Linked DNA regions of Homo sapiens: region 2 is linked to region 1. Evidence: chromatin loops called from intact Hi-C (ENCODE). Cell type or tissue: uterus. All regions are shown on one strand. Links, peaks and the distances in the headings refer to the core of each region. The heading gives the core; the rest is flanking DNA.

Region 1 (12,303 bases), core at 1,646-9,645:
TAGGAACAGGTGAGCATGACTCCTAGTGGTATCCTCTAGACAAACTTGTTGAGGGTAAAAAATTACCCCCTATTCTGCTTATCAGAACAAGGCTATTTAAATTTTAAATGCCCCGAGGTAAAATGCAGACTAAGATGTTAAAGTTTACTCATTTTGTAGAGAAAAGAATCAGAAAGATTGCTCATTAAAAGTCGATGCAAGTAGAGCAACTAAGGGAGGTCTCAGCAGGAACGGGGCAGAATTTATTTGCTGCACTGGCCCCGAGTCCAGGCTGGACTGCAGTGGCGCAATCTCGGCTCACTGCAACCTCTGCCTCCTGGGTTTAAGTAATTCTCCTGCCTCAGCCTCCCGAGTAGCTGGGATTACAGGTGTCTGCCACCATGCCAAGCTAATTTTTGTATTTTTAGTAGAGACAGGGTTTCACCATGTTGGTCAGGCTGGTCTCGAACTCTTGACCTCAGGTGATCCACTCACCTCGGCCTTCCAAAGTGCTGGGATAACAGGCGTGAGCCACCACGCCCAGCCTCCGAGTCTTTTAACAGGGTTGCCTGTCATTCTCTCACCAGCTTTCTCTGCTCTTAGGAAGAGTTATGAAAGGGAACAGAGATGAATAAAACCTTGTCTACTCTTCCTCCATGTACCCCCACTTCCATCCCATTTGCCTGGCCACAAGGCCCTCTTCTCCCAGTGGGGACAGAGAAGTGAGCAAAAGACAGGACAGCAAACAAGTGTTTTTATAACAAGTCCATGAAGAACTCATGGGCAAATACACATTTCCTATTTTATTTGTGTTCCACTTTACAATTCCTAGGTCATGCTCTGGCAGGGCAATTTTGCAAATAGTGCTGAAATTATTAACCAGACAACAAAATGTCATTGTACTCCTCACAAGCTCTGTTTTACATTATTCATCTGTTACAAATGAAAGAACATGAAAAACATCACCAACCTGAAAGCTGTATGACAAGTAATAATCATGTATTGCTTTACCAACATATCATTACTCAATATATTTCAGGGATTTCAATTATTGTTGCTTTAGTGAGGCTTACAAAGCAAACCACAGAAGATCCCTTTTAACTACTCTCAGGGTTGGCTCTTCCATTGCCCCTGCAAGAGTGCCTGCCATAAAGCAAAGTCTTTGACAACACTGTAAGGGCATTTTATTGACAACATCCTAACGTGGTTTACTAGCTTAGTTCTTTTAACTCATGCACTTAAAATCCAAAGGCAAGAGAGAAATGTCCAGGATGTATGGACTAGAACTACTAAGGAAAATCAAAAGTGATTATGGAAATGGAAAAAAAAATGAACCAAATATTCCATAAACACAGAGTCATAGTTTATCTACCTGATGCCACTTTCTTGCCAATCTAGAAGGCTGCTCAATGGAAAAAAAAATGAACCAAATATTCCATAAAACAGAGTCATAGCTTATCTACCTGATGCCACTTTCTTGCCAATCTAGAAGGCTGCTCACTCACTCATCATCACTTCAGTGTCAGGCTGGAAGGGACCAGCAATCTCCAAAAATTAACTTAACTTTACAAAAGTGTCTTGATTGTTAATAAAAATCCTCTAAGTTGTCCGGCAGCTGGGACCTAATAATGGGCTGTGAGATGATTAGTTTGATGTATATAGTTCCAGTCTCTGCCTTACCTAAACCACACAGAAGGGGTCCGGAAAGTAAATGAGAGTTCTTACAGACCAGCCTGTTGATTTTACTCTTTTGTTTGTAAGTGAAAAACAAAGGGCAGGCTAAGGGCTGAGGGTAAACAACAACTACAAATAGGTTAGGCTCTCTTACCTCTGAAGTGTTTGGCGTCTGATCAAGGGCAGTCAGTAAACACCCCCAAGCAATTGTGGGAAAGTTGGTCACCTAGACTGCTATTTTCTCAGCCATAAAAATGAACTGACAAAGTTATTGTTTGAGAGGCACCAGACTGCTTTATGGCGCGGCACCATAGATGCTTCTAATTTTGGCACATTGCCTCCACAGAAACAAGCAATTTTTACTAAACAAGCTACAATTTCACTTTCAAAAACCAACCCTTCATCTACTACTAAGGGGGCCTGAGACAAATCAAAATCAAGGGTCTACATTTGGGGTAACAGGCTACCAGAAAGGTCTCCTAACTGATTCACTGCTGTTTATCCTGAGCTGAAAAAGCAACAAGAACAGATACATTTTAAAGTTAGCTCCTCAAAACAACTACTAAGCCTTTGGGGTTTGCTAATCTGGAAAGGCTAAAAAACCGAGGCCGTATTAGGATAGGTAAGAATGGGGAGAAGGCAAAATTACCAGGTAATCACTAAAAACAAGACTACATCAAAATGGGGAGTTTTGCATATAGTACTATCACTGGTTAAGCAAGAGTATGAGCACAAACAAATGATATGCATGATATATAAATATGAGCAACTCATAAATCCCTTCAAGGCAAAACTTTAGGATTATACTCCTCCCTTTTCCAGACATCCCTACTCAGACAAAACTGTGAATACTGAGAAGATAGGAGTTTCTTCATCACCTTATCTCTATCACTGCCTTTGAGAAACCACTGTGGTTTATGACTTGTCTTCCCCATGACTTAAACTGTAAAAGAATCCCCATGTTCCCATGTGCGTATGCTCACATGGCCTGAGGTCCAATGAGACGCACCTTTGGCCTCATACTTGTCTAGGGATCACATTCACTTTTAGATGAGTAAAACACTGTCAAAGTATTTGAGTAAAAATTTTCTGGCCACAGATCTGAGGTCAGGTCTGTTAGGCTGTCTGCACAGAAATGTTACTAAAATCAAGTGGAGAACAGATAAGGAGAAAGAAGGATCTGGGGCAGAAAGCTGATCCTCTCTTTGAAAAAGAAGGGAGGAACCAGACAGATACCTAACATGGAAGAAAAAGAAAAAGGAAGGAAATAATTTCATGGATTGGTGTGTAAACTACAAACAAGGCAGAAAAGCCACAACCAGAAAATACATGTACCCAATTAATCTCAACTGAATTGTTTTCCAACTGTCCTCGTGATACATTAAGAGATCTGTGACCATAGCATATGCATGATATTCAAAACGGTAACTGATACAAATCACAGGAATCCAGAGGCTGGTCACTGGTCCATTTCAGCTTTCCAATAGTATTTTTTAAAGTTCTTCTCTTCAGTCCATCCCCATCAAAACCAAATGGCTCAGTGGAGATATGGGATTCAGTCTGTATGGCCCTGGGCAAGTTACTTAATTGTTCATGATACAAAGTAAAAGAGAAGAAACCTGATAATTTCTGTGCTTCCTTCTAGAGTAATATGCTGGGTGGTAGTGGTGGTACTGGTGTCACGTAGGTCTGTGCTTGCAGATTCTAGAAAACAGGTGTTAGCTGACAATTTCTAAATTCTTCCTGCTATCATCCTCAAATGTGCTACGTCAAAATTTCTAGGCCTTTTTGAAAATGTAGATTTCCAGGCCTTCAGAGTCTGCTTCTCCCCACAAGCAGCCCAACTTCCTCAGGCCATCCCTGATCACTGGTTTTGATGCAGATGTGCTACGGACCAGTTCAGAAGAATGACTTGGAAAGAACGCGGTAAAAAATAAATAGAAAGTAGAAAAAAACAGGCTCATTCAAGATCCTTGAAGCACATCTCATTTGTAGTTACCTTGAGTCCAATTAGCTAAGTTTTAATTTCATCACAATGTTTAAAAGTAAAGAGGGAAAAAGAGTCATTAACAGAGTTCCATAAACTTTATCCTATTAATGGATATTTAATTGAATATGCTTCAGCTGGCAAAGATGACTATAATTTGGCTAAAAATAGTCCCCCAGCTTTAGTCATAATAAAGCAACCACTGTTTTACTTCCATGGCAACAACAAAATGATCACAGGATTTTATATAATATAGGATAATAAGCACTCTATGAAGAATCAGTCTATGCAATTATTGCTGTTTATTTATATGATTAATGGTCCCTGGTGATCGTTTAATATGAAATAGTATACATCTAAGAATAAGGAAGTAGGTAGAACAGCTGATAAAACATTTATAAACATCTTTAATTGACAGCTAAGATCAAAGAATTGGAATTCTCTTGGGGATCTTAACAGTCATCCAGACCAATTCCCCATTTAATGCTTGAAGTTTTGAACAAAATTTCTAACAAGTAGCAGAATACTTCAATGTAGAGTTTACTATCTCAAAATGCAGAGAAATTCCATTTTTTAATAATCCTAACTGGTAAAGGGTTTCCCCTTTTTCAAAGGCAGAAATCTGAATTCTGTTCTTAAGAGCCATACAAACAAAATGTAACCTCAATTCCATAAAACAAGATTTAGATACAAACTTAGGCAGTTGAATCCCATCAGCCCTCCTCTTCTACAGGCAAAAATCATCTGGGCTTTCTTTATCTTCTCCTTCTATGACATGCCTTCCAACCATTCCCCTTGGGTCCTTCTAACAATCTACCTTATCTATGCCCCTTTGCAAAATCAGGTTCTAAAAACATTATATTTTATCATTTTCTGTATGTCCAAGGTGTGGGAAATCATTATAACCCTGGGCTACTGACAGTCAAATTCAGAAATAAGTCCAGTCAACCTCTTCCCTACACCAGGGTCAGTGGACCAATGAGGAACTCAACCCACTGCAGAGACAGGCAGAGCCTGCAAACAGGATCCCGCCAAGTTCAAATCTGAAGAAGGTCATGATTTCTGTTTCTTCATCCTGAATTACACTAGGTTATTGAAATCCTTAGTATTCCAATCAGCACTGTACTCACTGCTTAAAAACCTACGTTTTTACATTTATGTTATGAGTCATTTTTATGTTATACTCTTTGCAATCATTAAAATATTTAAAGTTTTATGTTTTTCAGTGTGTGTATATTGTCATATGAAATCATAAAGTTCTCTTCATATGAAATATTTTAATCTGTTACTTTAACTTAAAGGTTTCTGGAACAGCAGAGTAGTAAAGCATTGAACAAGAAACTCTAATTTTCAATCCCAACTTTTGCAAATGTGTCAGCAGCAAAATCTCAACTCACTAAGAATGTGTATAAAAATAATGATTTAATGATTCTATGTATGGGTAACACATCCGAGTAACACATCCAAGTAACACATCCAAAAAGCAAGTAACTTCTAAGCTGAGCTAATTCTCTCACTTGAGCCAGAAAAAAGAATATTTGCTTCCCTAAAACCTTAGCTTATTCTTCTCAACAGTCATACCTGTTTGCATATTCATGTGCAAATCTTTTCATTTTTTTGCACTTGGCTGAAAAGTTTAACTAAAACAAAATACTACAAAAGTGCAGATTTTGCCAGGCACGGTGACTCACACCTATAATCTCAGACACTCGGGAGTCTGAGGAGGGAGGATTACTTGATGTCAGGAGTTTGAGAACAGCGTGGGCAAAAAAAAAGAAGTGAGATTCTCATCTCTAAAAAAGTTTTAAAAATAAAAAATTAGCCAGACATGATGTCACACACTTGTAGTCCCAGCATACTTGGGAGGCTGAAGTGGAAGGATCGGAAGGATTGTGTGGGCCCAGGACTATGATTTTGCCACTGCACCCCAACCTGAGTGAAACAGACCCCATTTCAAAAGAAAAAAGGAAAACAAAAAAAGAAAATTAAGGAAAAATGCAGAACTCTTAAGAAAAATCCAATGATCTGTTTTATCAAAACATATCATAATGATAGCAGTGGTAGCCCACGTGGAGCAGCCACTGCAAAGATGCCAACTGCATGGAGGAGTGGGGGGCGGCTTCGTGGAGCTGGCGGGGGCTGGGAACAGGTGATCCCGGTGGGAACCCTGTGCCCTACCAAGTTGGCAGGGTGGGAGCCTGCGTCCCTGGGCACAGCTGCAGCCACCCAGCTGCAGCTCTGGACCCAGGCATCCCTGCGCTCCCGCAGGCTCAGAAGTGCCTGCTTCCACTCCCTGGCTGGCCTCTCCCTGTCCCTGGCACCCACTCCAGTCGGAAAACAGTTGTGGCTGAGCCTGGGCACTGTTGCGAGCCAGCCGGATGTGTGTGTGCTCAGGGCAGCACTGACATGTCAGCCCCCTGCTGCCTGGACTCCCTCCAGACGTTGGGCACCAACGAGCATGGGAAGGAGGCCAAGGGGCTGAGGGCAGTTCAGTGCGGGCCTGCAGGTGCCCCTCGGGCCGGACAGCCTGGGCGCCATGGATGGCATATTGATAGTGGTGGGAGGCAGACAGTTTCCTAGGCAGGAAGGGGCAGGTCCCTGGTGAAACTCCACCTTTAAGCCAGGGAGGGCCTGAAGCCTATGGTCGAGGCTGCCAGTTCTGGGTGGAGTCGGCTACTGGGAGTGAGAACTTCCTTGATGCCTTTCGGATAATCGGATGGTGCTTTTTCCAGGCCCGCCTGTGGCCGCCCATGGACCAATCAGCACACATGCCCTCCCTTCTGAGCCCATAAAAACCCCCAGACTCAGCGACTCATCACCTGTCTGTGGATAGGTGCTAACCACTTTGGGTCTCCTCTCCACTGAGAGCTGTTCCTGTTGCTCAATAAAGCTCCTCTCGGCCTTGCTCACCCTCCAGTTGCCCGTGTAACTTCATTCTTCCTGGATGTGGAAGAAAAACTCGAGACCCACCAAACAGCAGGAACGAAAGGAGCTGTAACACTTTCCTGGCCAGCTTGCCCAGCTGTGGGCGGCAGCTAAAGGGGCTGTAACACTACAGCCCTCCCGCCCTCTGCCAGCACTAGGCAGCCACCTCATGCAACAGGAAGCAGTGGTGGTGCTGGACCAGCCCAGGAGCCAGAGGCAAGCATGACTGAAAGAGCTGTAACACAAACAGGCTGAAACACGACCCCCACCCCCACCCCCGCTCACTGCGCACTGTAGGCAATGAGGAGAGAAGAGGTGTGGCCCTACTGAGAGCCCAGAACTCAGGGCTCCCGGAGCCAGGGCTGTGACACGCTGTAACACCCTCTTTGGGGCTCTGTGGTTCCTGGCATCTCCAAGCTTTCAGGCGCCACTGTGTTCCCCTCATCCAGACACTGGTACCCACAGCTTGTGGTATGTCTGGTCCAGCCACAGCCTTGCACGGAGCCAGCACCTATGCTGGTGCATGGAGCTGCCCACCCCACTGCAACAGCCAGAATGCCTAGCTGTGCACAGTGGCCGGACCCTGTGCTCAATCATTTAGACACCCCTCGCCGCTCCGTGACTGGCGCACCCTTGGCAGGGGAGGATCCTGGCCGGTGGTGCTGCCTGATCCAGGCCAAGTGGGCAGAAGAAGCCCAGAAGGCACGAGCAAAACTCAAGCAGAGGCGCCGCCGGCCAGAGGTTTCTGGCTGGTGAAGTGACACCCGAAGGATCCTGTGTGATGATAACTCAACAGTAACTGAATTTGATCATTACACATGGTATACAGGTATCAAAATATCACATGTACTCCAACAATATGTACAACGATTATATAGCAACTTTAAAAATAAATAATAAAAATAAACCATATTGTCCACTAAAACTACACATTCGGTCTTCTCCATTTGTTCTCGATATACTCATGCCCCCTAACCTGCTCAACCTCTGGGAGAAGGCTATATGAGAAGGGCTCAAAATAAATATATGTATTATTATTCATGTTTTGAAAAAGCCATTTCTGACAGTACACAGCATGTCCACCTAATCTATTAAATTGCTCTAACTGCACAGTAAATTAAAGTTCAAACTACTATTGTTCCCCAGGAGTTGGGGGAAAATGTCAGATTCCTTTAATTTGTGCTTCATCACACCTTCGGTTTTTCTTTCCCAGGTGTTCATATCACAATATATTATATTCTTACTAATGTCAGCTATAGGAAAGAAAAAAATAAAGGTTCAGATCTTAATCACCAAATCTGCTGTCCAGCATGGACTTTATAGAATGAAATTTACAAGGAAATTAAAAACAAATCTTCCCTCTAAAGACTGGGGAAAGCATTGCTAAGGCTAAGGTTTTACTAAGCTACACTTCAACCCTTTAATTTTACTGAATTATCTTTTTTTTATTTTTTGAGGTGGAGTTTTGCTCTTGTTGCCCAGGCCGGAGTGCAGTGGTGCAATCTCGGTTCACTGCAACCTCCTTCTCTCGGATTCAAGTGATTCTCCTGCCTCAGCCTCCCAAGTAGCTGGGATTACAGGCATGTGCCACCATGCCCAGCTAATTTTGTATTTTTAGTAGAGACAGGGTTTCACCATGTTGGTCGGGCTGGTTTTGAACTCCTGACCTCAAGTGATCCACCCACCTAGGCCTCCCAAAGTGCTGGGATTACAGGTGTGAGCCACTGCTACTGGGAGTGAGAACCTCCTTGATGCCTTTTGGCCAATTGGATGATACTTTTTCCAGGCCCCGCCCATGGCCGCCCATGGACCAATCAGCACACCTGTCCTCCCTCCTGAGCCCAGGTAAACCTCAATAAAACCTCAGCCTATTTACCAAATTATTCATGTTTTAATATATCTGGAGAAGTCTAGCCTATCAAAACCTACAGAACAGAAACACAGAGTGAAGCACAAGTTCACAAAAGCAGCAAGTAGTCAAATCTGATCCACAGGGTGCTTTGGTCACTTTTTTCCTTGTAAACTGTGTTATTTATTTGATACCCATTGTATTTTTAATATTAATGATTGTGGAGAAAGTGCTAATAATATAAGGTATTTCTGTTTCTAATTTTGAGTAGGTATCAGGCAAAAGTAATACCCAACAGAAGTTTTCCAATTTCTCCAGGTTTTCTTGCAAATTAATATCCTGTTTCCCTTTTACAGACTAAACCTAAACCAAGCAGAAAAGACTGTTGAAAATTACTGACTAGCAGATAAAAAAATTAAGGTAATGATCTTAGGTGTCATTCAGAAAGTTGGGACTACCAATTCTCTGGGTGTGAAATTGCCTCTTCTGTGATGAGCTCTTTGGTTTGGCAGTTTGGTAGCCCCTCCAAAACAGGTTCAAAATAGGCAAAAACAGGTCCAATACATACAAAATAAGCAAAACAAAGGCAAAAAAGGCCAAAACAAAGATTCTTGGGGCAGAAAGCCAAGCTATTCTTTTGTCATAATCTCTCTCTCAAAAGAAGAAACCTGAATAAACTTTAGTTTTATAGCAAACCCAATATACTAAAACATCTTGATAGGTTTCATGTGGTCAATACAATGTGCAAAAATTTTAAGTTCAGTCAGTCGGTGTTTATACAAACTGCATAAAACATCACAATAAAGTGTGACCTATTTTTATTTTTTTATAACTCACTTTCTAAAATATAGTCTCCAGAATATACTTTTTTTTTTTTTTTTTTTTTTTTTTTTGAGATGGAGTTTCGCTCTTGTTGCCCAGGCTGGAATGCAATGGTGCAGTCTCGGCTCCTTGCAACATCCGCCTTCTGGATTCACGTGATTCTCATGCCTCAGCTTCCTGAGTAGCTGGGATTACAGGCGCCCGCCACCACCCCCAGCTAATTTTTGTATTTTTAGTAGAGACAGGGTTTTGCCATGTGGGCCAAGCTGGTCTCAAACTCCTGAGCTCAGGTGATCCACCAGCCTTGGCCTCCCAAAGTGCTGGGATTACAGGCATAAGCCACCGCGCCTGGCCTTTCAAGTACACTTTCTTTGAGATAGGATCCCAAGAAATAACTTACAAACAACATTATTCACGCAAAACCATTTTAGGTCCAATCCTCTAGCAATGGAACCATATGACCCCCTTTCCACTCAGGGCAACATTTCAGATAACCAGTAACTATTAAACATGGCATTAATGAGCTGCAATAAACATTACTCCTATAAAAATCATCTGAAACTGGCCAATTTCAATCATCCCTATAGTCTCTTGAGAAAAGCTACTTACACTAGGCAATAGTACTATTACCCTACGGTTGTAAAAATGTTGCTTCCAAGCTTTACATATAAACATATCCCCGCTCAATCCATCATCATAAAGAAATATGATTGAATATTTTTATATTAGCATCTAACTACATATAAATATCCTGATTTTATACTAAGATACCTCATAATGGTTGACTTTAAGTTTAAAATCAAGCTCTCAATTAAGTTCTGAACAAAATGTATTACCCAGCCCTATCTACTAGACCACAATGTAATTCAACCAATTTATAATAATAATAACCAGGAATTAATTAAATGTGGAACTTCTTTCTGTGACAAAAACAAAGAGGAGCAAACTTCTTTACCTACAGAATGCATTATCTTTCTGATCTTAGCCTCCTAGTACTTAGATTTTGATGACCTTCAGACACTTTTCCAAAACCATATGATATGATACACATACTCCAAGAAATAAAGGAAAGATAAATAGAAAACTCTACAAGGAGAATGCAGATTTCTTCCCTCGCCAACCGTAGTGCTGTAGTAATTGTGGCAGATACTGGGGCCATCCTCCTCTAACTTCAATTCCACACTCCACAAATGACTAGTTGTGAGATCCTAGGCATGTTAGTAAACCTTTCTCTGTGCCTTGGTTTCCTCACCTGTAAAATGAAGAAAGCAATGGTAACAATTTCACAAGATTGTCTGAGGAAGAAATTAGTTAACATATATAAAATACTTAGAAGAGTACCTGGCACATGGTTGGCTTCCCAGCTGGGCTAGCTGAGATCATTACTATTACATCAATGGCAGCCATGGTTGCCAGGCCCTCTCCTACCCCAACTGTCCCTGCTATTCCTGTTATATTTCCAGTAAGTTTAAAGAACTAGATTTTTCCATGAGTACAGTTAGTCCTGGATAAGAATACCCAGACAACCAAATGGTAAATACTGTAGCCTGGGCGGGGGATGGTAATTCTGGTTTTAAACTTTTATGGGTTATATATGCCAAAAAAATCATTTACTACAGGTAGGCAAATAAATACTGAGTTCTCACTGACTAAGGCCAGGCAACGGTTTACTGCTGCAGAGAACTACACAGAAATCTACCTTTCCACTCACAAAAGCATTCTGTCCTTCCCGTCTCTCTCCATTTCCACTACAATGCCGAGTGAAGCTGTTCAGTGTTGAACATGTACTCAATAAGCAACACAGACCAGAATGGTAAGTGTCCTGTGCATGCCATGTGCTCACTGAGTTTCATTATCAGCAATGTTGTTTTTCCACCCACTCAACCAAGGTTTCTGAAATTTAACACACAAAACAATGGGTAATTGCAAGGAATGCCACATCTTTTCCATGGGCTCTGTCCGCAGTTCATGCAGCGAATACTAGACTTTGCCAGAAGGTACTATTACTGTCAACTTATAGAAAGTGACTAAACTGACAACAACAAAAAAACCCACTTTATTTTCACCCTTTCATATACAATAGGTTTGTAACCCTAAAACTAAGAGACAGTTTATAAAGTAATCAAAACTCCTTCATATGTATCAATTAGCCTTTTCTTAAGGGATTATCCAGGTGGAATAAAACTCTGTCACCCATTTAATAACACATTATAAATGTATTCTATGCTTTTATTTTTGTCTGTGCATGTATGTATACATGCACAGAAATGGACCATGAGTTGGAAACTCAGAGTTCTATTTTGCTCAGGAGAAATAAAAAATATTCTCACAATTCTATTTGCCAAGGCAGCCTGGTTTATTTATGAAAACTTGGCCACAAATGGTCAGAATAAAGGCATTTCAATGGGGCTGTCTCTTTATTCCTTTTTCTCTGCTCTTTTCTCACTCTCCTTAAGAAGCGTCTCCGGTGCATGCTTGGTTTCTAAAGGTCTGATGAGACTATGGATGCTACAGTGAATGCTGAAGTCTGAAAGAAATATTTCTCTCTCCCTCGCTTTGAGTCAGAAAATTCTGAACACAAGAGGATCCATTCAAGGCATGATGGAGTGCCTCACAGAGGCAGCAATATGTTCACAGTTGGCAAACACAGATCTGTTTGGACAGTGAGTACAGCCATCCACTCAGCAAACATCAGCTTTCCTATTAGTTCACAGCAGAAAGAACGAGACGCTGGCGGCCCTTCTTTCAGACTCCAACACCACTTTGGGACAAGCCTTCTAAACAAAATGCCTTTGTCTGACAGTCACAATTCAGTGGGTCCCAACGGCTTTCTTAGAAGCTATGTCTGTCTATTCACAATCACATTCGGGCCCAAAAATCATTTGTAAAAGTCTGAAGGGAAAAAAAGTGACGGGAAATACCCCAATTTCATTGTGTAATAAAAGACAAGGGGTGCCTGAATGGCTTTACACCAATCACTAAGAGCAGCAGCTGGAAAGGTATGAAATGTATGATGGATTCTCATGGGATGTCTCTCCCCTTAGGTGCTTTTGGGAGCCTGCCTGTT
Region 2 (12,303 bases), core at 2,535-10,534, 79 kb before region 1:
TGGGGTCCACAGGAAAGTCCAACAGGGGGAGCCCAGGACAACACAACTGCTCTTGCCTGAATATTAGAAACCTGAGGAAGAAAAACATGGGACAAAAGTATTCAAATCCATTTTACATTTTCAGAATTATTAGTAGTGGCATAAAACTGGCTCACAGTTAATCCAAGGTAAACTAGTTTAATTACAATGAAAGACATCTTATATGGTGCTCTCTTTCAAAGTCCTGGTATCCAAAATATGGTTCTTGCAACATCTGTCCTTATAATGCCAACTTTCATCCAAATCCAGTGCAATTTGCATTCTGTCCTCCATAAAGTAAAATAATGTCATGCGAGGGAATTTTTTTTTAACGTAAGTAAAAAGCTGAATGTATGATTTCTACATTATGTGGAAGAAGCCATACCCACAGGTACTTTGATCTGGTTTCAAGCCTTGCATGGTGTCAAATCATTCTTCAAAGCTAATACCTTTCCAACAATACCCGCTGAAGTCCTGCAGATTCCCAGGAGAACCCAATGGGTGGAAAACTGGAACCAAGGACCAGGCTGATATGGGATTAATATCATTATAGATGTGGAGATGTTTCACCTCTCTAAGCTCTGCTTTCATACTTTTGGTTTAGCCTCTGCTTCAGATTTCATTTGAACCGAAGACTCTGGGACTTAAAATACCCAGAACCTTCTTAAAATACTACTCTGAGGCATGTTTTACAAAATCTACTCCATCTTCCAGAGGTGTTTATAAGGACTAAGCTCTGACTGGCCACAGCTGTAACCTGTTTATTGATAGACCCCCGCATGGGCTTCCTTCCTGATACGGTTTGGATTTGTGTCCCCACCCAAATCTCATGTCAGATTGCAATCCCCAATCTTGGAGGAGGGCCTGGTGGGAGGTGACTGGATCATTGTGGTGGACTTCCCCCTTGCTGTTCTCCTGATGTGAGTTCTCACAAGATCTGGTTGTTTAAAAGTGTGTGGCACTTCCCCCTTCTCTCTATCTTCCTCCTTCTCGGGCAACGTAAGACATGTCTGCTTCCCCTTTTCTTCCACCATGATTGTAAGTCTCCTGAGGCCTTCCCAGCCATGCTTGTACAGCCTGCAGAAGCATGAGTCAATTAAACCTCTTTTCTTCATAAATTACCCAATCTCAGGTAGCTCTTCATAGCAATGCGAGAACAGACTAATACACTTCCCTTCTCTGTCTCAGTTCCCTTGTCTCTAACCAGGGCTTCCTGGATCACATCCCCACATAAACTATTTGCACTCAATACTTGGTTTTAGAGACCATTTCTGGAGAAACCCAACCTAAAATATGATCTAATTATTTAAAATAAATCTAAGGACAAAACTTTAACGCTGTAACTGTCTAAAGGCTATTCTATTGCTATCTGGATATTGGTCTGGATAGCATATTAAAAACAAAAAAGACAATACAGACGCTAAAGCTTAATGTTCACAAAGACTTTATAGCTGTAGATTATTAGGCTGTAGATGGAGACAGGTAAACTGTTCAGTCCCTTTTTTTCCTTCTTCCATTTTTGTCACTATAGGATCTACATAAAGATTATTGGAATTATTAAATACTTGAAATACAAATAATAAATATGGAAAATGAATGCAGAGTCTCTCTTCAGTCTGTCCTTCACTACATTTTTAGTGGAGATCACTTCGTACTATTTATTCCATATAAATAGAATATCATGATATATTTAGCCAATTATTTAGTCAAACTCCTGCTCATCCTTAAAGACCGCAGCCCGGCCTCACTACCTCCCAGTAGCCTTCTCTAAATTATCTCATGCATTGTCACTCCTCCATGTTCTACAGAACCTTGTGGATACTGCTATAATTGCTAATCACATTATGGCCTTTGTCTACCTCCCTTGGGCTTTGAGACTCCCTAAGGACAGAATCCAAGTCATAGTCAACTGTGATCAGTGGTTGCTTAGTAAATGTTTGTTGAATAAAAAATCTAGGGAAATAAGATAGTCTGAGTTTCTGACACAGACTATCAGAAGATGGTAGGCTTGCATTACACATCTCTTTAAAACATCTGAGGAAGACTGCTATAGCTCCAGACTAGCAGCTCCTCTTCCCCACCCCTCCAACCCATCTGCACCACGATGCTGTGACCAAACCTCCAGGATGCTGGCCTCTCTTATGCCCTCTCTCACACCCCTGGGACTTAGCTTTTAACTCTCCTACTTCCTTGGTTTTAACCAACTTCTCTTGGACCCACTTCAAATGCTGCCTTTGTTTACTCATTTAATGGTCATACCTCACCCTGTGAGGGGCTGTGGATACAAAGATGATTAAGGTATGATCTTTGGCCTCGAGGAGCCCCAACCTGTTGAAGAGAGACAGGCACATGAGGGGCCTCATGGCAGATATACTGAACACAGAGGGACTCTTAAGTGTTCTGAGACTGATTCTGGACAGGTTCCTGTACCGTCTGCACTGTCAGATTCAACCACTCTTCTTTGTACTCTTGCCTATTTTCCATCCCTGCATTTGGTGCATATTCCATTACACAGAGCATTACTTGGTTATTTGTGTGTTGTTTCTCTACCTAGATTTTAAGACAGCATTTCCAACATACAACAGTATATCTGCTCAATTCCTTCACATACCATTAATGAGTAATCCTGAGGTATTGGGTATCATATTTTATTTTTAACGTGGGAGATAATTTGTTACAAAGAGTTTGGTTTCTTGGAAAAAAAGGAGGCTCATTAGGTACTGGAAAACACTCAGCCAAGGTGATAAGTGGCTGCTTTGCACCCAAGAACACAGAAGACAGTAACACTGATTCCATGAATGGTGGTGTGAAATAACCATGTCTCAAAATAGCTCAGTCAAATGCCAACGTTCTAGATACCAAACAAATATCCATGAAGTCACATCCCTTTAAACTCTACCTTTTATGTCAGCTATGACAACTTTACTTTTTTCCCTTAGGACTTGGTTAAATTATTATTTACCTGAACAGAGAAATACAACACTTGAAGCATCAACTAAAATAACATTCACTTTTTCCCTAGAGTCCCTAAGCAAGCCTTCAGGATGTACACTGTCATCAGCATGCAATGCAGGTGTTTGTGGAAATACATTCTTCCAATGTGCCAGCCTATCAGAAATGCAGTTTGAGAACTCAGCATCATTCTCAAAGGAAAGCGGTTTCTGTGAATTCTTTCCTTGAGCTAAGCAGCCTGACACCCAGATCATGATGATGTTCTGGGGCCAAATCCTTCTTGTCCTCCTGCTCTCTCCCTTTCACTGACTCTTGGCCCGAGGTTTCCCTTGTTTAGGCAATGGAATGAGGAGAAAAAGATCACTTAGTCTCCATTAGGACTTGGAACTTGTTTCCACTTAAGGCTGATTCCAGAAACTGACATGCTGTCTTTCAAGAGAATGTCACTTGAAGGTGAATTCTCAGCACTAGACATATTTACTCCAAGTGTCCTGGGAGGTAATGCCTTAATGAGAGATTTGGAACTCTAGGAACTCTATCTAGGTTCATGCCGATTTCAGAGCAACAACACTCATATATGACCTTCACATTGCAAGTCTGCCTGTGCTGAAACTTTCTTGCCAGCAGTGACCAACAAGCTTAACTAGGGCACGGCTAATCTGATCATCACAGTGATCACCATGGCTGTTTGTTCCCCTCACCCCTCAAAAAAGTTTAGAAGCCATAAAACTGACTTCCTGATATTTAATTAACCTACCGTAACTAGAAAGTCAATCTCCTTTGTAATGGTGATAAAAGGGGTAATTTGTAGTTATAAAATTATTGGACGAGGTGCAATCTGACATTTGTTTCTGCAATAGTAATATAAAGGGGTCTGTTGTATAGGTTACTAGTATACATTTGCATATGAATTATTTAAACTAAACTGCTTTTGAGCACCTTGAAGGACTCACAAAATTACTTCCTACTACTAAGTGGTCACATACTAATTATAAATCATTCCTGTCTATTTATTAAATGTAGATTCCAATTCAAAAGCAGTTCAATAACTGCTATAAAAGGGTCTGTTGTACAGGTTACTAGTGTAAGTCTGCATATGAATTATTTAAACTAAACTGCTTTTGAGCACCTTGAAGGACTCATAAAATTACTTCCTACTTGTAAATGGTCACATACTGATTAGAAATCACTCGTCTATTTATTAAATGTAGATTCCAACTTGAAAGCAGTTGTTCTATATGTGTGTGTATAAGGAAATTATAAAACCGCATTGTCCTGTAGCTATTTGATACGTAATCCATAGCTTGCTTTCTCCTTGCACCTTCTCTCCTGTTCATCCCAATATTTTAATACTGTTCTGTAAAATTTTCCATTTTTTTCTGATATTTTATTATTATGCAAATGATAGTACTTGGATCAGAAACACCATTTATTCTCATAGTTACTAAATTGTTTCTTTCATGTTCAAAAATATTTCCTTGTACATTGGTAGCTTCTAAATTTGCTCTGGCCTTTGGATTGAACTATGTGGGAGGCCTACTGATCTAATTAAAGAGTACACTAAGGAAATATTACCACACAAATACTGGCTTCACTTCTAAAGGATCATCATGAGAAACACCACCACAAAGGAAAATAAATGAAAAAGGAAAAGGTTAAAGAAAAAGGATACTGAAATCTAAGAATTTCACAGTCATCTGTTTTTATGATTCCTGAAGTGCTAAGAGCCGCCTATCTGCTCCCAGATGCACTACTGTTTATCTTTCAAGGGATTGCTTCTTACAGGGGAAGTGTTCCTCGCAGGTCAGTTTACTCGCTTCTGGAACCGACAAATCAATTGTTCCAACAAGCTAAACATTCGCGGATGGAAACAATGCAGAACCACAATTCCAGGTTACATTATTTATATCCTGAAAATAAACAGCCCACCAGTCTATGGGAGACTACATCTAGCACCACCACCAGAGAAGGTCAGACCACATTAGGCTCGAGATGGCTGGCTAATTCCTAAGCCACTCAGAATAATATCAGGCTTATTGCTCTGTCATGGTGGAGGCTATACCAGTGAAGTCCCCATAGCACCTAACTGTTCCAGTCCCAAGATAAATACCTAGTATACTTGTATACCATTTTAATAAAATTTAAATGAAACTAAGTATTTGGACCTTTGCAGTAGCTGGGTCTCTGAAGAGTAAAAGACTTGCTCAATTCAGGGTGCCCAAAGTCCTAGAAAGATGACTGGAATCCACAAGTTCTGCACCTAAATAAAATCATCTGCAAAACCTCAAAGCAAAATATATGCCTTTTATTTAGAGGTGCTACCAGTTGTGGCTGAAAGGAACACAAAATTAAATAATCCTTTTTACAACTGTGCTCCCAACTTTGCATGGCTCTGCTTCTTTCCCTGTCAGATGGCCTGATACCTCTTCCTTCCCATGTAAGAGCACAGAAGTTTCACTTTTGCTTAGTGATACGCTACAAACTATAAATACTGCATTCCAAGTATATAATTTACTTCTCATATAGTCCCAGGTAGTATTTCTTATCCTACCTTTCAAAGATGAGGAAACTGAGGCACAAAGAAATGATGTAACTTACCCAAGGTCACAAAGACAGGTAACAGCCAATGCAAGTCCCAACCCAGAGTGCCAGATTGCAAAGCACAGGCCTTCCCTCTAGTGGCTGCTGCCTTACACGCTGGCGGAGGCACATCCTGAGGCTGGTCAGACTTCCGGCGTTTGTGCCCCCGGCCAGAACCCAGCTACAGCCACACAGTTATTCAGCAAAGATCTATTAAGGGGTCACTATGTCCCAAGGACAGTGCTAGGTATTAGGAGCGAAAAGTTAAATAACACACAATCACAAACAAGAACTTCAGAGAGAAAAGTGGTACGAAGAGGAAAGACAGAAACTGCATAAACAACTAATTGGGCTGGAAAGAAACAGTGGACTGTCTCAGGCAATAACATTTATGAGGATCAGAAGGGGAGTGTGGTAGGTCCCCAAAGAGGTCCACATCCTAGTCCTTGGAACCTATGAATACCTTATATGGCAAAAGGGACTTTGAAGGTGTGACCAAGTTAAGGCTCTCGTGAAGGGGAGACTTAACCTGGATTATCTGGCTGGGCCCAGTAAAATCACGGGGGTCCTTATAAGTGAAAGAGGGAGGCAGGACAGTGAGAGACAGGCATGTGAGAATGGAAGCAGAAGCTGGGGGAATATGGCTGCTGACTTTGCAGACAAAGCCAAGGGATGCAGGCTGCCTTTAGAAACTGGAAAAGGCAAGAAAACAGATTTTGTCCCAAAGCCTCTAGAAAGAAATATAGCCCTGCCAACACCTTGATTACAGCCTAGCCAGAGACATTTTGGACTTTCTGGCCTCTAGACCTTTATGACAATAAATTTGTACTGTTTTACGCCATTCAATTTGTGGTAAATCATTACAGCAGCAATAGGAAACATATAGGTGGAGAGAAAGAGAAGTTGTTTTAGTCATGTGCAAAAGCAGGAGGCACGAACAAGCATGGCACTCTTCATACAAACTCCCCTTGTCTGATATGCCTTCAGCCCAGGCAACCTGGATACACTTACACTGCCATCCAGAGAACCAGACATGCAGGGTGGTTAGCACCAACCACCACCCACATGTTGGCAAAGCAACTGTGTCCAGAGACGCCCACTTCCTATCAGGTGATTTTCATCAAACTGCTTAAAAGGTAGGGTGTAGTATTTTGGCAAGTTCAAGCCTCACTGTTAAAAAGGGCATGAGATATAAATGCGGATCTACAGATCTTTCATGACTCTGGAGTGTGTAACTACTTGAGGCTTTGTTTCTACTCACCTCCAGAAAGTTTCTCAACGTGCCTTTTCCAAACCTAGAAAGATAATGTGCTGCTTATGCTACAGAATTAACAACTCCAGCTTTATAGGACTAAGGAAACTCTTCAGCTATACTGACTACGTCTGTGCCCATCTAAGCCACGCTGATATGGAAATGTTATCTTTTGACTGAATTTCTCATTCAAAGTCCACTTCAAAGGTTTGGAGGAGGGTAATGAGACAGGATAGAGTCCAGTTAAGCTGGCTGGCCCTGCAGACAGGCTGTTACCTTGTGGCATTTACCTGAGTGAATTCGCCAGGTCCAGGCCCCTGCCCAGTGACTCAGACAATCTAGCCGGTATTCCAGAGTCAGACTTGAATGTCAAACTATAAGACTTATGGAATCAGATATATACAATCAGACTGCCAGTTAATTGATTCATAATGAGAAACAGAAGTATCTGGTAGATTAGATAGCACTGTCAACCTGCCTCACATACTTTCTCTCTGTTGGCAACAAGGAAGTCAAATTCTCAAAAGGCTACTAAGTGAGCACCAAATGAAAACAAGGGGAGTTATCTACATGATTCAGGGGCCTAAAGGCACTAGGCTCTGAGAAGCCAATTCTCTGCGATGGGTACAGAACGGCCTGGCCAGACTGTCATGGATAGAGCTAACATCTGTGTGCTTCTGTAGCCAAGCAATGCTTGTTTCCAAATGATACAGGCAAAAGTTCTCAGATGACGCTCTTACCCTATTATATTTTACAACACAGCTACTTACAAAAAGCCTATTACCCTGCCCTAAAACCTCAAAAGATTAAATGCCTAAGAAATACTGCATCAAGAAAAAGGACCAATGAATCTAAATATGGCTTTTGTCTTGCTAGAGCCATCTCACCCACAAGAAACAGAGATTCTGTCACTTCTTCAGCAGAGCAGTGACTAGGAATATCTGAGGAACAGCACTGTGTGCATAAACATGATTAAGAAGCGACTATGGAGTTCTGAAACTACATTTGGGGCCATGAGTGAACCCGCTGCTCTGCCCTCTCTCTCTGACTCCTCTGTTTTCCTTACAGATTTTTCTTCTTTCTACTATGCTACAAACATAAGCTTTTTCCATAATTCTGCCCTCACACCTTTTCTGATCTCTCCCTTATACTGCACCCCCGTCTGCAAAGCTATCATCCAATCCTACAACATGAAGTATCATTGCTATGCATGTGATCTCCCTGTCTTGTATCTTGTTCCTCCTCGCTCCTCAGCATCGGCCTACCAGACATTTGCGACCGCCCGCTGTATCTATCTTTCCAGAGTCCCTGACAGTGAAACAAACTCAGCATGTCCAAGAATGGCACTGAAGATACAAAAAGGACAAAGCTGTGAACCTGTCCTAGAGAAACCACAGACCGGGAAAGACACAGAAACAAGTAGATGCAGTACAATATATTAAATACAGTAGCAGAAGTCCATGAAGGGCACAGCAAAGCTGGGGGTAGAGCCTCCCACTTGATGGGCATGGACAGCAATCAGGAAGGCATCTTAGAGGAAGCAATTCCTGAGAGGAGGCATCCAAACCCGAAAGCCCAGTTATCCTTGACATTTGATATCTATTCTAACAGGTTATAGTGCCGTATTCTATCTCTGGAATGGCTCTTGTATCTGTCCCCTGCTGCCTGCCACACAGATGTCACCACCCTAATTTTGACTCCCATAGCCTTTCACCAGGACTACAGTAGCAGATTCTAACACTGCTCTTCCCTGCATCTATCTTCTTCTCACTCCAACTCATCCACCAACTGTTTGATCATTCTGAAAATGCAGCCCTGATTACATAACTTCTTTGCTCAAAAACCCCCAGTGGCAGCCTGCTCCTCACCAGAGTAAGTACAGACTCCCTGCACCCCTCCCAACGGCAACACCCCACTCCTCTACAAGTGCCTTATTATGCCTGTCCTTCAACACACCTCAAGCTTTTAGGTTGTCAAATTCAACTATGTACCCTGAGGCATGTTTGGACTCTTCTGTTAAAAAGCCTCAGTATTTGAAACACATGCAGAATCAAGGTTTTCCAATTCAGCTAGAAAATACTCCAAAGAACTCTGGCTCTCTAATCTCAGATGAAAGGCTGAATCAACATTCTGAGTTTTTCACTTGAATTTCAAAGCACCTGGCAAAATCAAAACCTCACCACTTCGACCATTTTTTTGTCTTGCCATTGCACCCAATGTTCTGGACTTATTTTTCACAGCTAATATTTAAATATCTTTTTGAAGTTTACTTGGAAAAATACTTGGGATTACTGAGGTTTTCAAAAATTATTACTACATTTATATGGTTAAAAAAAAACTACCAAAAGAAAACTGTAGACTGAAAAAAGAGAGAGAAAAAAAAGAATCTTTGGAAAGAATATCTAATTGCATTCAGAATACCTAAATAAAGAAGACATTTCAGTAGATTACGACTACACACAGAAGGCTACTGTTCTATGTCTCATGGTCCATTAATAACTGAACCGAACACTATTTCATAGTTGATGAGTAATCTGCAAAGGGAAAGAGCCCTTTTCCTTACCTACTGTGTGGTGGAAAAAAAAAAAAAGCACATTTGAAATACTTTAAAAAGTGTCATTTATGCTGAGAAATCCAGAAGACATACCTGTGGTTTCTCTATTCCCGAAAGAATGTCTTGCACCCTCTTTACTTCCAACTCATATTCTGCATTGCGAAAAAGAAAAAAGGAAAAACAATACCATTAGAAGGCAGTAAGGTTGTCAAGTTCCTTCCCCAAGGCCTTTTAACTGGAGTTATCATTAAATCAGTTGCCTGTTATCATGAATTTTTGATATTACAAATGTTACCAGGAAAATCAGGAATGAAGGTGTCATTGGGGAATGGAGTTTCACTATGGTTCACTGACTTGTCACTGTATAGTTTTAAGTGTTCGCGATGTTAAGGAGATTAACACGGGGTTCCATTTAACATTTAATAATTTAACAGGCAACAGAGAATAAAGGGTCCTAAGAAGGGCAAGTGGAGGGACCAATGTACCTGGAAACTGAGAGTAATAAGATGTGGTTGAAGAGACAATGGTTATTCCATTCAGGGCTGTGAGCTCAAATCTTTGAGCTGTATTTTTACTTGTTTATTTACTTGTTTTTACTTGTTTACTTAAGTTCACATGTTTACGTTCGACGGGCAGCCACTGGGGTGTCTAAGAAAAGGGACAGATATGATCTTCTTTTGAGCTTGAAAAGATGTGTTTGTCTTCTGTGTGAACAACGGATATATGGAAGGTAAGCAAGGGAACAGAAAGACCAGTCAGTGGATTGCTGCAGTGGCCCAGGCAAAGGAAAGGCTAGAGCTGGCCTGGGCTAGAGCTGAGAGTAGAGACAGTGAGACAGGACTAGTTGAGGAGGTGTGGGTCCTGAAGGACTGGATGTGATGGGTAAGGGTGAGGAAACGTGACACACCAAGGCTAATTCCTAGTTTTCGGCTTGCTCAACTGGATGGATGACGGTGCCTTTTAATAACACGAGGGAAATGGGCATGTTTTGGGGGTGGGGCAATAATTAGGTTTTAGAAATGAAAGAATAGTGCTTGGAGAAGAGAGTACGAGGGGGGAAGGATGTGTACAAAAAAAGATAAGTGATAGAACTTAAGAATCTGCAACTTGTTAGAGGATCTTCTTGATTTTCACAGTGGGCTTGATGGAATCTAATTTTGAGTTTAGAGTAGACTCCATTTAACCTAGTTTATGAGCTAAACGCTAGCGAGATATGATCACTAAGACATATGTCCCTGCCCCCAAGATATTTCAAGTCTAGTGGAGGGAGGTGGGAAGAATGAAACCAAATAGGCAATTACAGTGCCTTGTGATGGGTGCTGTAGTAAAGGTAACCCAAAAGAGGGCATTCGAGATAGTCTTCCAGGAACCAGCATTTAGCTGAGCTCTGTGTATAATAAGCAGGCACTTGGAGGGGAAGGGGGATGTGGACCTAAGGAGTGAGAGATGGGTTAATACGCCCAGCTCTGCACAGACCTGTTTGTCCTTACTGTTCAGGTTTAATCTTAAATTCATCTTTTCAAAAAATCCCACCTTAACTGCTACACCTGACACCAGCCTCATTTCTGTCACTCTTACATGCTATTTCCTTATCAATTATCAAAATCTGAAAAGAACTATCTTTCTTATTTGTTCCCTTGCTTACTTCTGGTCTTTCTTACTAACAAACATAAGATTGAGGAAGACAGAGACACCACAGGGTCCGGAGTAGGCAAATTTTTTCCTAAAGAATCAAATAAATATTTTAAACTTTGTGAGCCACACATAGGTCTCTTGCATATTTTGCTTTTTGTTTGTTTTCATAACGCATTAAAACTTTAACAACCTCTTAGTTTGTGGGCCATACAAAAGCAGGCTACAGGGAGGCTATATAGTTCAATGACCCCTGCCCTAGGACAAAATCACCATTTACCCGCAGCACCCAGCACAGGCCCTACATGTGCAAAGCTCAACAGACGCTTCTTGACTAAATAAATGAACAAAGTCTATATTAAAAATAACAAAAACTTGTAGTTGGCACCACTCCAAACTTTAAAAGGACTTGTTCCTTATTTTTTTTCCTGTTGCGTTCTGTTTAGTAGGACGTGCTACCTTTAGTCTGGTGAGAAATACAAATGGGCTGGTGGTAATATCATGGTTTTGAAAACTGTAGCCTTTTAAAAGAAAACCCACATTCAAAAGACCCAATGTCACAAGCTCATTTATAACTATGTATTCATGTTAAGGTATAAACTGTATCCATAAATCAAAAGTTGACATACCCTCACATTTTCTGGAAGCCCCTGCTAAGTAAACTGTAAATATTATATAATCTCAAGAGATAACTGCCGGTTAGAAAAAAATCAAAACAAAACATAAGCATAGTCACAATAAATGAACTGGTTCAGTTGTTAAAGACAAAATGTTCTCAATTTCTGGTTATTGTAGAATTTGAAGGACCCTATGGTTTCAAACACTCACATAGTTATGTTCAAACAACCAGCTGAAGGAGGTAACTGTTTCCTCTTGCTATGAAGAAGGCATTTAGATTATCTTAGAAAGGCAACAAGTCAGACCCTATCCTTGGAGTAATAAAAGTTTAGAACAGGGATGATCACCTACTCAACACACAAGGAAGGGAAGAATTAAAGGGATCTGCAAATAAAACATCCTCAGGACTATGCACTAGAAATACACTATAAAAGAACAGAGTTAAAACAGGATGCTTTGTCCCACAAAAACTGGAACGCCCCCTCCCACCTTGCTTTCAAATACACATGACAGAAGAAATGGTTATGCTTTTAACAGAAAAAAAGAAAAAATAGAGAAAGAGGCTAGATTAAAAGGAATAATAATAAAAAAATCTGTCCAAAGTCAAAAAAAATGAGTTTCAGGTAAAAGCCAGAAATACAAGGGAAAGGTCCTCCTGAGATAAAAACAACTTCCAAAGAGAGGTCAGGACTTGCCT

Evidence for each region. Hi-C counts contacts between places; a loop is a spot of excess contacts. Peaks named below come from ENCODE experiments on the same cell type or tissue, not always from the same donor. Only the 100,000 strongest peaks of a DNase experiment are listed, where the experiment ranks them.
Region 2: a loop joins it to region 1, with 2.4 times the contacts of the local background. A loop is called at or near these places in 4 of 110 quality-filtered maps.

Annotation. Positions count from the first base shown.
Region 1 is chr3:172,203,664-172,215,966 of GRCh38, reverse strand. All of the region lies in intron 3 of FNDC3B (fibronectin type III domain containing 3B), which reads right to left. Among named protein-coding and RNA genes, the nearest start is that of FNDC3B, 170 kb to the right of the region's middle. RefSeq lists enhancers at 2,616-2,675, 2,686-2,745, 5,478-6,040, 6,041-6,604. In uterus, for the core only: no CTCF peak of the experiment used is centred there; a DNase peak (open chromatin) is centred at 5,346; H3K27ac peaks cover 478 bases.
Region 2 is chr3:172,283,131-172,295,433 of GRCh38, reverse strand. It overlaps FNDC3B (fibronectin type III domain containing 3B), which reads right to left. Exons shown (of 26, transcript NM_022763.4): 7 at 9,450-9,508; 8 at 1-71. Among named protein-coding and RNA genes, the nearest start is that of GHSR, 160 kb to the left of the region's middle. RefSeq lists an enhancer at 5,561-5,855. In uterus, for the core only: a CTCF peak has its summit at 5,681 (motif pointing left); a DNase peak (open chromatin) is centred at 5,656.